2 separate regions of the Mus musculus genome follow, and region 2 is linked to region 1. A link is a loop called in an ENCODE intact Hi-C map of the cell type or tissue named here. Cell type or tissue: left cerebral cortex. All regions are shown on one strand.

Region 1 (8,000 bases):
ATACCCATACACATAAAACCTACTGAATCCATTGAGTATTGCTTGTATGTATGTGTGTTTAGGGTTAACTACTTGAGTCTGGATGACCTGTTTGGGGTTCATCCCTGAAGATTGTTTCTGCCTCACTCAGCAGCTGTTGATAGCCTGTAGCACTTCATCTAAGGTTGGGTCTTGTCAAATTTACCTCAACCATGTTGACATGCCAACGGGGGCTGTCATTATACAGGTGTCGTTTAAGCAGTCATACTTAGAGGTTTCATGGGTGTAGCGTTCCTGTCACTTGGCTCACAGCAAGTATTCTGTTTCTCTGGCTCCGATGTTCTTTCTGCCCCTCTTCTGCGATGTTCCCTGAGCCACCATTTAATCTCCTTTTATAGATGTATATGTTTATTTAAGGAAACTTCTACAGTAGTAGGTCTCCATATGGCATTTTCAAAGGTCTTTACTGTTACATATTCTCCCCATACTCCTTCCTCTACCCTGGCCTCCCAGGCCCCTCCCCATTTAACCCTTCCCATTCTGCTATTTCCCTTTACCTTCAAACCACCTGTAAGCTCTTCCTCTTCTCTTGAAATCCTACCCCGACCCTGGTCCTTTGCTAGTTTCCAGACTTCTACAACTGCTCCACTTTAAACACATCTAAATACATCTAAATAGTCAAGGCTAGCATCCACATTCAGGAGACATCCAGCATTTGTCCTTCTGGATCTGGTGACCTCACTCAGAATGATTGGTTCCAACTCCATCTATGTACCTGGGAGTTTGATCATTTCCTTTTTTCTTTCATCTGAATAAAATCCCATTGTGTGTATGTACCACATTTCCATTATCCAATCATCAGCTGATGGGCATAAAGGCTGTTAGTTTTTTAGCTATTGTGAAGAGGGGAGCAATGAACATGAACAAGTAAGCATCTCTTAGTATACATAGATATACTTTAGATATAGATGAAGTCCTTTGGGAATATGCCCAGGAATGGTACAGCAGGGTCATGTAGGAGATCTATTTCTTAGTTTTTTGAGGAAACCCCGCTTTGATTTCTACAGTGGCTGTACCAGTACTCCCCTTAACAGTGAATATGTGTTTACCTTTCCCTATAGCCAGAATTTTCTTTGTTATCTCTGTCTACCTGTCTGTCTGCCTGTCTGTCTATATCTTAGCCATTCTGATTGGGGTACAATTTAAAGTAATTTGAACTTTCCTGATTGCCAAGGATGTTGAACATTTGCATTTCTTCTTTTGAGAACTCTTGCTAAGTGCCATTGCCCATTTTTTAAAGGATTGTTTGACTTCTTGGTGTTTAGGGTTTGTTTGTACTTTTGTTTTAGTTCTTTGCATATTCTAAGCATGGATTCTCTTAGATATACAGCTGGTAGAGATTTGTTCCCCATTTCCATAGGTTGTCTTTTCACCCACGGGGTGGTGGTGCCCTTTGTTGTACAGTAGTTTTTTAATACCGTGTGCTCCCATCTGTCAATTGTTCTAATATCTGTGCTACTAGGGTCCTGTTCAGAAAACCTCCCTGTGCCTGCAACCTCAGTTGTATCCCATACTTTCTCCTCTACCAGATTCAAAGTATGGGGTTGTATGTTGCGGTTCTTGATCCATTTGGAACTGAATTGTGTCCAGGACAGGAGATTAGGATCTAGTTTTATTTTTCCACAAGTAGTTGTCTAGTTTGGCCAACACAATTTGTTGAAGATGGTGTTTTTCTCCCATGTATATTCTTGCAATCTGTCAAAATGCAGGTAGCTTTAGGAGTGTGGGCTTTATATACATATATGTGTTATCAATTATACAGTATGTATGTTTTTAATGCCAGTAACACTCTGTGATTTTTTTTTCTTGTTTTATTTGGTTTTGTTGGTTTTGTTTTTCAGGACAGGGTTTCTCTGTGTAATAGTCCTGACTGTTCTGGAAGTCGCTGTTAATAAGACCAGGCTGGCCTCAAACTCATAGAGATTCTCCTGCCTCTGACTCACACTGTGTTTTTAAAAATTAAAACCACAAAATATTGAATTATGTCTTTATGTTGTTCCCTTTCCAGGTTTCCCCTCCACAAACCTCCCATCCCATTCACCCTCCCCTTTGCCTCTATGAGGGTATTCCCCCTTACTCCTGCCTCAATGCTCTAGCATTCCCTTGTGCTGAGGTATCAAGCCTCCACAGGACCAAGGGCCTCCCTCCTATTGATGCCAGATCAAGCCATCCTCTGCTACATAAGCAGCTGGAGCTATGGGCCCCTCCATGTGTCCTCTTTGGTTGGTGGTTTACTCCCTGGGAAATCTGGGTTGTCAGATTAGTTGATACTGTTGTTTTTCCTATGGGGTTACAAACCCCTTCAGCTCCTTCAGTTTGTCCCCCAACTCTTCCATTAGGGTCCCTGGGCTCAGTGGAATGATTGGCTGGGAGCATCTGCATGTGTATTGATCAGGCTCTGGCCAGAGCCTCTCAGGAGACAGCTATACCAGGCTCCTGTCAGCAAGTGCTTCTTGGCATCAGCAATAGTGTCTGGGTTTGGTGTCTGCAGGTGGGATGTATCCCTGGGTAGGGCAGTCTCTGGATGGCCTTTCCTCAGTCTCTGTTCCACTCTTTATCCCTGTATTTCCTTTAGACAGGAGCAATTCTGGGTTAAAATTTTGGAGATGGGTGGGTGGCCCCATCCCACAACTGGTATTGGTGCAGAGATAGATAGGTAGATCAATGGAATAGAATTAAAGACCCAGAAATAAATCTATACACCTATAGTCACCTGATCTTTGACAAAGAAGCCAAAACCATCTAGTGGAAAAAAGGCAGCATTTTCAACAATGGTGCTGGTTCAACTGGTAGTCAGCATGTAGAAGAATGCAAGTTGACTCATTCTTATCTCCTTGTACAAAGCTCAAGTCTAAGTGGATCAAGGAACTTCACATAATACCAGACACACTGAAACTTATAGAAGAGAAAGTGGGGAAGAGCCTCAAACACAGTGGCACAGGAGAAATTTTCCTGAACAGAACACCAAATGGCTCAGGCTCTAAGATCAAGAATTGACAAATCGGATCTCATAAAATTGAAAGCTTATGTAAGGCAAAGGACACTGTGAATAGGACAAAATGGCAACCTACACATTGGGAAAAGGTCTTTACCATCCCTACATCCAATAGAGGGCTAATATCAAATATACAAAAATCTCAAGAAATTAGATTCTAGAGAACCAAATAACCCTATTAAAATTGGGGTCCAGAGCTAAACAGCTCTCAACTGAGCAATCTCAAATGGCTAAGAAGCACCTAAGAAATGTTCAGCATGCTTAGCCATCAGGGAAATGCAAATCAAAATGATCCGGAGATTCCACCTCACACCCTCATTTAATTTTTATCTGTACTTTTTTTTTTTCAGTACTGCATACTGACTTAGGACTTTATGCTTCATGCCACATGAGTGTTCTACTACGGAGCCATGCTCCCAACCCCTATAAATTAAATACTCTCAAAAGAAGACTCACAGGAAACTTTCCCTTTTCCTTTTGATGTGTCGGAATTTCTAAAGTACAGTAATAGATATTCTCTTGTATGTAAACAGTGTATTTGGGCTATACCTTCATCTGTGGATGGATGCTTAGGTTTTGTTTACATACTATATCCTTGTGTGTGCTCCAACCCCAGAGATTTGCTGTCTGGAAGGACAAACTTTTTCATTGTTTAATTTCTCATTTCTAGAAGCTCTCCTAATCCAAAGATTATTTATCCTTTATCATCCTCCTTTCCTAAGGAACTTTGTTGTTTAGTTTTCAATGAAGTGTATATTACCAAAGCACAGTTTATGTAACCAAGTCTGCTCACCATCAATTTCCTTTTTAGAAATAGCAGAAAGCCATGTCGGGCCAAGGTCAATGATGAACCGAGTGAATAATTAAGTTAAATAACTTAATGGTCATTTATTAGGTGCCAATGATGTGCCAGGTTCTGTACTAGCATTTTACAGTGTGATCTCATTTATCTTGCTGCATTTATTTGGTGGTTACTGATAATTTTTATATTAATTCCATAGATTAGGAACATTGATAAGGGATTTAAGTAGTTTTCTTAAGAGATAACATTTAGGGGGAAAGGATAGCCAAGTTCTGACTTCCTCTCCCAACCTTAAGTTCACAGCACTATACCAGTATTTCCCAAGCCATCCTACTGATTACGATCACAGACCTGCAAGATGATCATGCACAGCATCATGGAATAGCATCATATTTTCAATTAACCTGCAACTTGCTGCTCAAGTAATGAAGTGTTGTTTTACAGCTCACAGACAGCTCCTACAGCAGTGCCCTCAACCTAGATGTATGTTTTGAGTATTTGCTATTAGAATGGCACAACAGGCTTTAGAGTGATCTGTTTGAATGATAATAACTCACCTAAGTGAGCTGCCCACTGCTATGAAGACTCAACTGATAGTAGCATATCAACAAATCATTTTATAGTGAAGACTAAGTCTTCCATGACTTGAAGTCTGGGGAAGTCTCTCTACTTTCCATAACCTTAAATTTCTTCTGTAAAATTGGGATGCTAAAAGCCAATCTGAAAGACCAGTATGCATATTATAAGTACATTTCTATGCCATGCCCTACAGTTGATGCTAAGCATCCGGTGCTCCTTATAATAGGAAGGCAAATTCCCTGTGGCTCAGTTATGGATATGACCCACAGCTCTCAGCAGTGATCACTGAGCAGTAAGCTAATTGCCCACAATTTCCAGCTGAACTTAGGCTGAAGTCTGAGAAGCATGTGCAGAGGAGCTCCTCTGGCTTTCTCATAGGGCAAGAGTCAGGAGGACAGAAGTACTTTACAAGGAGCTGGAGACAGAAAAGACAAGAAATGAATGGCAGTGTCCCCTAGGTGGTGCTGAATCATCGTGAAAAGAAAATTGGGGCACCTGGTATTTTCAGGGGTGACTTTCTTCTGGTTAGAATTTCAAATAAGAGCAGGACAGCTCCCTGGAATGTCTGGGAAAAAATGACCAGGCAGAAAGAGTCTTTTCAGTAGGACTGGCTATACAATACCCTGGGTCTGCCAGGCCTCTTAGGGCCTTGGGTTTGCTTGTGTTGGAAACAGGAAGCAGGGTCAGGCCAGCTTTTGTTCACTCACTGAGAGTGGCTGGAGCTGTGGCTGATTTCATAGATGAAAACCCATTTATAAGCAACACCGAGGGGAGGGTTCGGCTTGGGCTGTTAACATCACTCTGCTCAGTGAACAGGGCTGAGAGGAAGTGAGACCTCTGCCTGCCCCCAGAACACACATCAATGGCTGCTAGTGAATTTAGCAGGAATTGCCCATTATTATTTAGTGCATAAACACCAAATGGTGTATGTTTCTTTGCTCTGCCCACTTCTTTCTGAACTTGATTGCTGGCCACCTTGTTTTCCTTCGACACAGAAGTAATAGCATCTGATGAAGGCTGTCTAACAACTTACATCTTTGTGACTGTCAGATCCTGGGAGAGGAAACTGAGGTGCTCTGGGGTTGGGTCAGGGCCAGAGATGCTGTTCTTGAGATCTTGGGTCTGGGTCTCTTCTTGAGATCTGGGGTCTGGGTCTCGTCTAGAGGCCATGCACAGAGTTCCTGAGGCTGCACTTCTGGGGTTCATTTCCATTTTGGCAAAATGTGAGTTTGGTTTCCAAGGGAGACTGCTCACATGTATTAAAACGTCTCCACTGCTGAAGTTGCTTTGTGTCGTCCACTAAAGCCTTCTGCCATCAATCCCCATCTTCCAACACGTTTTTCCAGCGTTGTGTCTTTGGGAGGTAACCATAGCAACTAAGCTTATTCAAAAATGACAGAACCTAGGCATCGAAGGGGGAAGTAACCCTGTTGTATTTTACACTGGGAATTTACAGGGCACTAATGAATCTAATCATTGTATATGTTGGATACCGCTGTCTCTGTAGTAGGCACTGCACTACATTAAGAGATTTGATTCTCACAACGACCCTATGATGTAGTCATCGTTATCGGCTTCAGTGGGTGGGTGGGGGGGAATTCTGGGACAGATTTTGATGGTTGCACAGCTATTTTGATTCTCCTATTTGGACTATTGCCCGCAGGAAACTGGGGCATAATCTTCCAGTGTCTGATCTGCATGTGGTAAAATGGAGCCTGTGACAAATGTTGAAAGCAATAGCAGAGCTACAGATCCCCTGCCCCATCTCACTGATACCTCCTTGCAGTATAACGTAGCGCTGGAAAGTAATCTCATCCATTTCTCACAGCAAGCCATGGGACAATTGTGTGTCTATAACTGAGAAAACTAAGAGACCGGAAGGTTAAATGACATTTCCCAAGGTCACCATGTAGCATTTAGAAGAATTAGAAAGTAAGCCCATCTCTGTCTATCTGTTTACCTATCCATCTTCTCTCTCTTCATCCAATAAACTCTGCATTCATTTCATAAGAATGCATGAATTAAAAAAAGTATTCTGTGCCATTGACAAGATTTGAAGGATCACATTTACTTTACTAGAAGAGCCATACTATCTAAAGGGATAATATTTGGCTTGAGTACTAAAAAATACTATCATGGATATAAGCTTTTATATGTGAAATATATATATTCTAATAAAGCTAAAACATCCATATTTATGTATGGGTATAAGGCCATACATTTATCTCTCTAAATTGTCTAAGATTATGAGAGAGAAGAATGTTAATCCTATGATTTTTTTTCACCAAGTAGAAAGTTGGAATATTCTCAAGAAAAAAATCATCTGTATCTTGCAGAGAACATGTTACTCTAGAAACCCAGTGAGAGAGGAAGGGTCAGGTATGCCCACTCATTGAGAACATAGCTGGTGTCTTAGACTTGTGAAGTCAAGTGAACTAAAATCATAATTCATGTTGACACTCAGAAGACTGCATTTAGAATTGCTTTCACAACTTGATGTGGACCGATGTTGGTGGCCTTTTAGAAGGTAGGCACGAGAGAAACCTGGTCTGGATGTCTGTAGTTACTCTTGGTGGTAGTATAAAAGCAGACACTATGAGAGGCTTCAGGCTTCCTTTCTGCTCCAGGGAGCAGATGACAGGGAGATACTTTCTGTGGAGTAAGTGACTAATGAGGAAACTAGCAAGTCAGAGTGATGCTGAAAGGCACCTGCCCTATAGGACTTCCTGCCAGTTTGCAAAGGAAACCATATGGAATCTTTTAAGCCCAAGAACACATTTAGGGGTTCAGTTAGGAACATGGGTAGTGTGAGAGCTGCAGTTATAGAACAAACTGAGGAAAGGAAATATCTCTTCAAGAGTCCCCCCAAAAGTACAAGGATATGCCAGAGCCAGCATCTGGTCATCTTACTTAAAAAAAAAAAAAACATCTTCAAAGGATTACAAGATCACCAGTTTATAGACCTTGCCCTTGTCCCTATTTATCCTGGTCTGGGTGCCAGAGGCAGCACAGTGAATGGGTTAGGAAGAAAAGAGAAAAGGAAAGATGGACAAGCTAGTAGAGGAGACTGACAGCCCCCTCCCCACAAACTAAAAGAACAAAGGACCTAAAATTGGGTGAGAGATGACTTTTAAAGATAGATCAGCAGATGCATTTTTAAGATACCTGAAATTAGGTTCTTCTAACCTCTGGATGTGAATAAACTACTTTCTCATATGCCAGAGGCATTCTTGTTGAGCGAGGAAAGAGCTGACAGAGCCAGTGAGAGAGGACAAAAGAAATCCTAGCTGTTTGCAGCCTCAGGACTGAGCCAGCCCATTGAGTGAACTGGTTTTCTAGTGTGAGCTTGCTGGTGTATGGCACATGATCCCCTAGACTTCTTCTCCTTGCTAGTTACCCCAGCAGCAAGGCTCATATCCCATATGCTCTTCCTTTTAATGTCTGGTAGTCAAAGCATGCCCTGCCTCTTTCTGCTTGGTTTCACATTTTTTGCTTCAGGGTTATATCACCAAGGAGAAAGACTTTTTCCATAAATTGCAGGCAAGAGCTATAAACTCCCTCTGGGTTACTTTGTTGGGCCTTCAG
Region 2 (8,000 bases), 94 kb before region 1:
GTGACCATTTGGGAAATATGATATTGATGGTACCTCAGTCCTATGATCGGGAAGGTTCTGCAGACACTGCACCGCACAGGGTGAGTGACTGTTTCCGCGGCTGACAGGCGGTAGCAAGTTGGGAGCCACAAGAGGACCAGAGGCTCAGACTGTGCCCAAGACAGAAATTTCTCTTCCTTGATTCCAGAGCTCAACACCTGGGAAGCAAGAGGAGGCTGAAACACACATTCAGGGGGAATCTGCCCCCTTTCTTCCCTCTGTTTCCGTGTCTGTTTTCTAAAGACATCTGAAAGCTAGTGGCAAGGCTGCCTCTAAACTCAGGTCGTCCTGGAATCAGCGTGATGCGTAATTTAAGCAAAGTCTTCAAACGTCTGCTCCAGCTCCTAAGGACGTCCAGGCTACCTACCCCTCGGAAGCAGCTGTGGATAGCACTTTCCACGGGACGCAACGTGTAGCTCTCTCCCACGACAGTCGGGATCTGCAAAGGCAACCTCGTGTTAGCCCTGAAAAATGGACTTAGTGTGCCCTGAGTAATGATGCTCACAAAAACGGAGGTCAGGCAAGCAACAATTATTGGGCATCCAAGAACAGAAGAACCAGCACAATCAAAAGAAAAAAGTAAGTTTAAATTTTGTGAAATGGAACCTTTGAGTTGGACCTATGAAAAAGGAAAGGGGGGCGGGAGAGTCACAGGAGGAAGGCATTGAGGTAGCAAAGGGAAGAGGTCTATTGTCTGACTTCTTAGAATCCCAGGCAGGTTATTTTAATCTTTCTTTCCCACCCCACCCCCACCCGATGGAGGTCACAATGACACTGCCTTCAATGGCTTTAAGAAAAAAACCGAGTCAACTGTTTTCATATCATCTCATTTGACTACATGTCAATTCCATGACTTGTTTTGTTCCTATGTCAAAATATCTGACATCAAGAACTTTATAAGAGGAGAGTTTGAGGTTAGTTTGTGGTTTCAGTCTGTGGATTCTGGACTGTGACAAAAAAGAACATCAAAACAGAAGACTGTGGCAAGACAGACCTCATAGTGACCAAGGGGCATAGGGATGAGACGCCCAGGGGAATATATCACTGTTGACCTAGTTCTTTAACTAGGCCCCAAAGAAAGTTTCTACCAATAGTCCTATCAAAGTCTGTCTCCTTCCATGGATTAAGATATCGGTTAGATCAGTGTCTTCGTGATCCAGTTACATATCAATGATAGGATCTACTGGCTGGGAGCTTTTGATTCAGGAGTCTCTTGGGGCACACTTCATATGTAAACCATAACTCTAGTCTTTGAAGTGGGGTGGTAGTCATCATCGTTGGAAGGAAGGAGAGGTAGGAAATGACTCACTATGTCAAAAAGAGATAGCTACACCTTCACGCATTATTTATGGCAGCCAAGATACAAGGACCACCTAGGTGTTTGTTGACATTAGTGAATGCTATTCAGCCTTTAAAATTGGAAGTCGTGTCATTTGCTATAGCATGGATGAACCTGGGAAATATATGCTAAGTAAAATTAAAATTAGTCATACACAGAAATACTGCATAGTCTCCCATACATAGAGAAATCTAAAAAAAAAAAAAGCGGAATTTATAGAAACAGAAAGTGGAATGTGACTTCTTTGAGATGGGACTGGAGTGGGAAAATTAGGGAGATGTTGCCCAAATAGTATAACTTAAAATTTATGATGGATGGGCTCTGAGGATCTAACACACAGCACAGTAATATGTTAGTGATGTCATCTTGTGCCTTTGATATTTGACATGAGACCAGGTTTTGGGTCTCCTCATCTTCCAATTGTGCTCGCACACTGACAGGTGCCCTAAAACATACAGTCCTTGAGAATGGAGAACTTTTGGGTTCCCAGGGAAGCAGACTGGACTCCTCAGCAGGAACAACTGAAGGCTGGCTAATCATTGATGGCTATCAGCTAGGAGCTGAGTTGGACTCTGAAATTTCCTCAAAGTCTCAGCAAATATAGTAAAACTAACATAGCAGCCAACCAGAAACAGACATATGTAACTTCTCTGCCACCTACCAATGAAGGTTCCGGTTACCTAACCCTAGCTAAAATTTCCCTACTTTTCTATTTCTACTTTGCATGCCTTTGTCTGGGGGTCACCATTTTGACAAATGGTTGATCCCTGTGCGCTGGCAATTTCTACAGAAAAAAATGTGCTTTGCCTTTGAATTTGAGTCTGGGGTCTTCCTTCAGTGATTCTTGGACCCTAACAACAGACAGTGACTGTGGGTGTGATGGGTGTGTAAGTGACTGGACGGTGGTGAACATCACACAGTCTTGGGCATGCCTGTGCTGCCTGAGATACACAATGCTGTAACAGACTTTCCTCCCTTGTTCCCTCCCTCCCTCCCTCCCTCCCTCCCTCCCTCCTTTCCTTTCCTTTCCTTTCCTTTGTTTTCCTTTCCTTCCTGTATTTCTTCTTTTGAAATAGTATCATGCAGTCTGGCCTCAAATTCCTGAGCTCAAATAATCGTCCTACCTCCCCATCTCGAGAGTCCCGGGAATAGACACATGCACACAAAACTGCACTTAATATCTTCCATACATATAATTTTTGTTAATTAAAATGTTTTTTTATAAACTAAATAGATCAAGGAATCACTGAGAGATAGCATTTTGCTCAAGATTAAAAAAAAAAAAGCAAGTTTATTGTGAGATTGGGGTATCTCTCTAGACGTTCTCCCTCTTCGTTAAGGGGACAAAATTTGTTAGATTCTATTTATTGATTTTTCATGATTTTGTAGATAATCCAGTGGCTCGATTGTCGTGCTTTCTTGTGGTCAGCCACAGTCACCACAGGGGTATTAACTAAGGGACTAAGAACCTCTCGTGATTTCCAAGATGGCGACGCATTTGGCTCTGTGTGCACATCTGTGTGCACCCGTCACCTTCATTTATTCCCATTTGGACAGGAGTCCCAGTTTCACATCTGACGTCTTGCCCAGCACAGGCAGCCAGGCACACTGCCTGCAATCTCAGAAGTAATTGCAGAGACCCCCTGCGGAGTCCATCAACTCAGATAAACACCCTCCTAATCAGGAAAGTGGCACTTAGAACCACTTTGCTGACAATTAGCCAGACAAAAGTCAACAAACATTTGCTTACTCGTAACAAGATGGCTTGTATTTTAAATTGTTAATAACCCTGTCACCAGTAGAGCATAAGCATCTACTCCCAATGTTATTTAGTCAAAAACCACAACAGCAGCAGCAGCAGCAGCAGCAGCAGCAGCAGCAGCAGCAGCAGACTCATTTCCCATCTTTTGCCCTCTGAGTTCTGATGAACGAACTGGGCCACTCATTAAGAGCATTGCTGACCCAACCTTCTTACTCTGGTGTCCTTACCCCTAATGAGACAGAGAGTCTCAATTCGTATGTAAAACATGAGTGCTCAAAGACTGAGTGAGAGTGTCAGCTTGTGATCCTGACACTGTAGTTGGGATTCCTACTGTAGTGGAATTTAACCTGATGCTTCCCCTTTAAATATCTACATAAAGATCTTCTTCTGTGGATGAATTACCTATTTGGCTAATTTCTTGCAGGTGTTCTATGGAGAAGAATTAAATGTAACTAGGTGGTACACTGGCACAGGCAGGATGGCATTCTGAACGATAATTAGCATTCCTAAGGGATGATTTGAATCACATTGCCAGGACTGGAATTTTCTATTGGAATCTGTCTTGGATCTCATAATGGAAGCCAATGGGATGATAATTTGCTATGCAAATCACAAAGCTGCTTCCCACTGGCCCTCTCAGAAGCCGGGCACTGCATGGTCGGAGGAGGGAGGGGCAGTGGGAGCCAGCAGCTCAGCAGCTCATCGACCTTGATTGAATTTGAAACCAGCGGATTTTTAAAATCCTTTGAGACTAGAGCTAACTTGAAGCCATGAGTGGCAGTCGGAAAGTCACAAAGACTTCTAGAGGAGAGAGAGAAAATGCCCCTCTACCCAGGTCCTTCTATCAAATCCACTTTGAAACTGGCTACTGTTATCAAGTCTGGTGGAACAAGTGGATGAGCAGATTAAGCCTCTTCTGGCTTTCTACTTGCTTGCGTTCTGAGACATGACGTTGTTAAGGATGAACGTCTGCAATGGTGGTTGCCTGAGACATGCCTCAGACAGCAGAAAAACTGCAGTAGGATCTATGTGCTGTTGCAAGCACTGGAAGGGCATTAAAGTATTAATACCTTCACCTGGCATATTTTGAGTCATGTTGTATAGCAGAGAGCAAAGCAAATCGCATAGCAGCTAGAAGCTGATGATTAGGCAGAGCTGCATTAAATCAGGACATCATGAAAACTGCCCCGTATAATATTAGTTTGCTTTCCTTTTGCTGTGATAAGCACCACACTCAAAGACGTCTTGTGAAAGGCAGGTTTATTTGGCTTACAGGTCCCCCTGTTCACCGTCTTCTGTTGAGGGAAATCAGGGCAGGAACTCAGACAGAAACAGAGGTGGGAACCATAAAGGACCACTGCTTACTGGATTGTTGCCCATGGCTTGATCTGCCTGCTTTCTTATTCAATCCAGGACCACGTGCCCATGTGTGGTGACATCTACAGTGGGCTCTTTCATATTAATCGTTAATTAAGAAGAAGCCCTACAGATACACCACCAGATGGAGACATTTCCTCAATTAATGTTCTCTCCAACGAATCCAGTTGTGTCATGTTGATAAAGAGCTCACCAGCACACTCTTTCTTTCTCTCTCTCTCTCTCTCTCTCTTTCTCTCTCTCTCTCTCTCTCTCTCTCTCTCTCTCTCTCTCTTTCTTTCTTTCTTTCTTTCTTTCTTTCTTTCTTTCTTCCTCCCTCTCTCTCTCTCTCTCTCTCTCCCTCTCTCTCTCTCTCTCTCTCTCTCTCTCTCTCTCTCTCCCTCTCTCTCTCTCTCTCTCTCTCTCTCTCTCTCTCTTTCTTTCTTTCTTTCTTTCTTTCTTTCCTTCCTTTCGGCTGAAAAGAAGACTTTAGAGGTTCTCATTCACTAGCTGCAAGATAGCCAAATTCATTGTGTGATTCCCAGCAGAGACGAGGGAAGCAGGCATATATCTGAATGATGAAGACCCTGCCCAGAGCATGGACCTCTGCCCACTGCCTCTCTGGACATTCTCTCTGTCCTCCATAAAACCACACTAAACCAATGAGGCAGATTTGAGTCAGAGAATCTCCTCAGCTTTCCTCAAAGCTGGCTTTGAATCTGTTTCTTTCTAACAATCTCTCTGTCTTTCCTTGTCTCTCTACCTCTATCTTTTTCCCTGTTTCTCTGTCTCTCTCTTTTAAAATAGTAAGCAATATGAACTTTAGAGTCCAGTAACAAGAGAAAAAAAAACCAAACAAACAAAAAAGCCAGGATGTTTGTGAAACCAGTTGGGACCAATGTCAAGATGTATGCTAAGTGTCCTTTGCTTGTTTTAACATTTCTGTACAATTAGGTTTTCATAATTGACATTTCCCACTATGTATCTATGGCACATTTGAACACTCCTCACAGGAACAGAAAAGGAGTAGACTCTATGTTGGGAGCACACAGACTAATCCTGGAAATTCTTCCCCTTATCCACCATAGTTGATGAATTATTTCTGTCTTATTGAGCTTTTCCATAAGACAAGACTCTGTCGACATCTTGCTCCTGAATTAAAACTATTTTCTAATTCCTTTGTCTCAGAGCTGAATCTTGTCTCTGGGGTGAGAACATTTATGCCTCTCTATTGCTCCTGAGACCCCTGCCCCCAACACTCACTGCCAGCAACATTTTAACCTTACTAAAAAATTTAAAACCTGCTGTCAACTCCAGGCAGACAAGCTTCTGTTTGCAATGGTTGGCAGTCACTGCAGAGACCCATAGCTGGTCAAAGTGCAGAAAACAAATGGCTGTTGAGTGCCTGGCCATAAAGGGGACATCTTTATTACCTCCTCCTCAAGGCTCAGGGAGCATCAGAAAGAACATAAGAGCTGGAGGGAATGGGGAGAAAGACAGAATACTGATTTCTGGACATTATGTGGCTGTTGTCTTCAATCTCAGAGCAGCTCTGGTCTCCTGCACAAAGGCTATACAAAATCAAGTCTGTCAGTACCCTGTCATGGGGCTCTGCTCCTCTTGGTGTACATGCAATTAATGATTGATGGAAGAGAAAGAGACGTTGTGTGTGTGTGTGTGTGTGTGTGTGTGTGTGTGTGTGTGAGTGTATGTGTGTGTGTATGTGTGTGTGTGGCGTAGCTATTGGTAAGGTACCCAAATTCTTATAATCAAACTCTCACTTGATGTCCTCCCCAATCTTCTCTATGTACACACTCAATGGCACATATACATGTGCATATACCACTCCCCTCACCCACTGAAGAAGGCAGGGTGGCAGCTTTACACAGCCAGTGTCACTCTTTCACTAACCTGTGGTAGATCAGTATCTAGAGAACATTTGGTTGGGGTAAGAGAAGGAGGTAGATGTAGACATTTCTATTGGTCTATAGGACTGAATTGGTCTCAGTAAGACTCAGCACTAGGCAGCTTCAAAGGCCCCGGCATTAGGGGCGTGCCTATGAACAAAATCTGCTATAGTTGAGAGGCTCTAGGCCCTGTGAGATGGACTCCCATTCCAGCCTGTATTATTTCTGGCTGGAGATAGCAACTTTAGGTTTTGAGTAACTAACTCTCAGTCATAGGCAGTCCTTAGAAGGTAAGGCTGGAATTTCAATTTACATTTGTGCTGGCTGCAATGGTCCTAGGCTTAAGACACCTCCCAGCAATAAAATGGCTATGGAATTCATAGACTTAAGGACCATAACAACAAGTCTGCCTAGATATTCTATACAGGTTTACTGTTAGTGGATATTCCCAGACAAAGCTAGACTTCAAAGATTGGAACAGCCACTGTGGTGGTTTGAATGAGAATGACCCCTATAAACTCATGTTTGAATACTTAGTTTTCAGTTGGTGGAACTGTTTAGGAAGAATTAGAAGGTGTGTCCTTGCTGGAAGAGGCGTGTCAATAGGAGGTGGGTGGGATTTGAGGTTTCAAAAGCCCATACCATTCTCAGTTAGCTCTCTCTGTCTCTAAGTCATGTTTATGGATCAGATATAATATGGATTAGATTCTGATGCAAATAAAATTCCATTTCACCCCTACTACACTATCAAAGGAATCATAGGCCTCTTCTTTTTATTCTTTTATCCCCATAATCTTAATCTTATTTCCCCCTCATTGCTTAGGAGACCCTGACCATTATACTCCAGGCAGACTATTCAACCACTCCCCACATTAAACCTGAGTAATATTTCCTATTGCCTCCACTATCTTCCATCTCTCCCCATCAAACTAGAAGGTGTGGTAGCTTGGTCCTCTCAATTCTCACCTTGACTTTCCTTCCATTTCCTCCCCATCTCAAAACAACGCAGTCTCACATCCCATCCACTCACCCAGTCCCTATACTGAATCCTGGTTGCTGATCTACTCATCCTCACATGAACTGGTGGGCAACCAACAGAACCCCCATTCATTACTATTGGCCAATTACACTCCATTATTTCTTTCTCTGTTTTCCTAATTTTAATACCTATTTCTGGCCTATTGAAAATAAAATGTTTAAATGGACTCAAAGTCCCAGCAGACTAAATACTTCAGTCTTGTAAACTAAAAGTGAATAACTAATTTTATTAGGACATCAAGGAAGAAGGCCCTCCACTGTCAACACCCAAAGCTGATATTCTCCTCAAACTACTCTTTTGTTAGTAGTCCTCAAGGCACTATGCCTCTCTGTCTGTTGCCACAATACCCACCATGATGGCTGTGAACTCTAACCCTCTGGGACCATGAGCCCTCAACTTTAAATGCTTTCTTTATAAGTTGCCTTGGTCATGGTGTTTTGTCAGAGCAATAAAGAAAAATAGCTAAGACAGCTACCCACTTCTTCAATGTACAGACATCAACACAGGATCATAAGGATCAAGAAGAAGATTCTCAAACAGCAGGGGAATGGGTATAAG

The links. Peaks named below come from ENCODE experiments on the same cell type or tissue, not always from the same donor. Only the 100,000 strongest peaks of a DNase experiment are listed, where the experiment ranks them.
Region 2: a loop joins it to region 1, with 3 times the contacts of the local background. A loop is called at or near these places in 10 of 42 quality-filtered maps.

Annotation. Positions count from the first base shown.
Region 1 is chr1:63,758,437-63,766,436 of GRCm38, forward strand. All of the region lies in intron 2 of 4933402D24Rik (RIKEN cDNA 4933402D24 gene), which reads right to left. Among named protein-coding and RNA genes, the nearest start is that of 4933402D24Rik, 6.8 kb to the right of the region's middle. In left cerebral cortex, a CTCF peak has its summit at 4,877; DNase peaks (open chromatin) are centred at 4,938, 5,631, 6,065 and 7,090; H3K27ac peaks cover 2,051 bases.
Region 2 is chr1:63,664,367-63,672,366 of GRCm38, forward strand. Dytn (dystrotelin) reads right to left here. Exons shown (of 15, transcript NM_001081658.1): 7 at 407-478; 8 at 34-197. Among named protein-coding and RNA genes, the nearest start is that of Dytn, 19 kb to the right of the region's middle. In left cerebral cortex, a CTCF peak has its summit at 4,636 (motif pointing right); DNase peaks (open chromatin) are centred at 3,976 and 4,624; H3K4me3 peaks cover 866 bases; H3K27ac peaks cover 285 bases.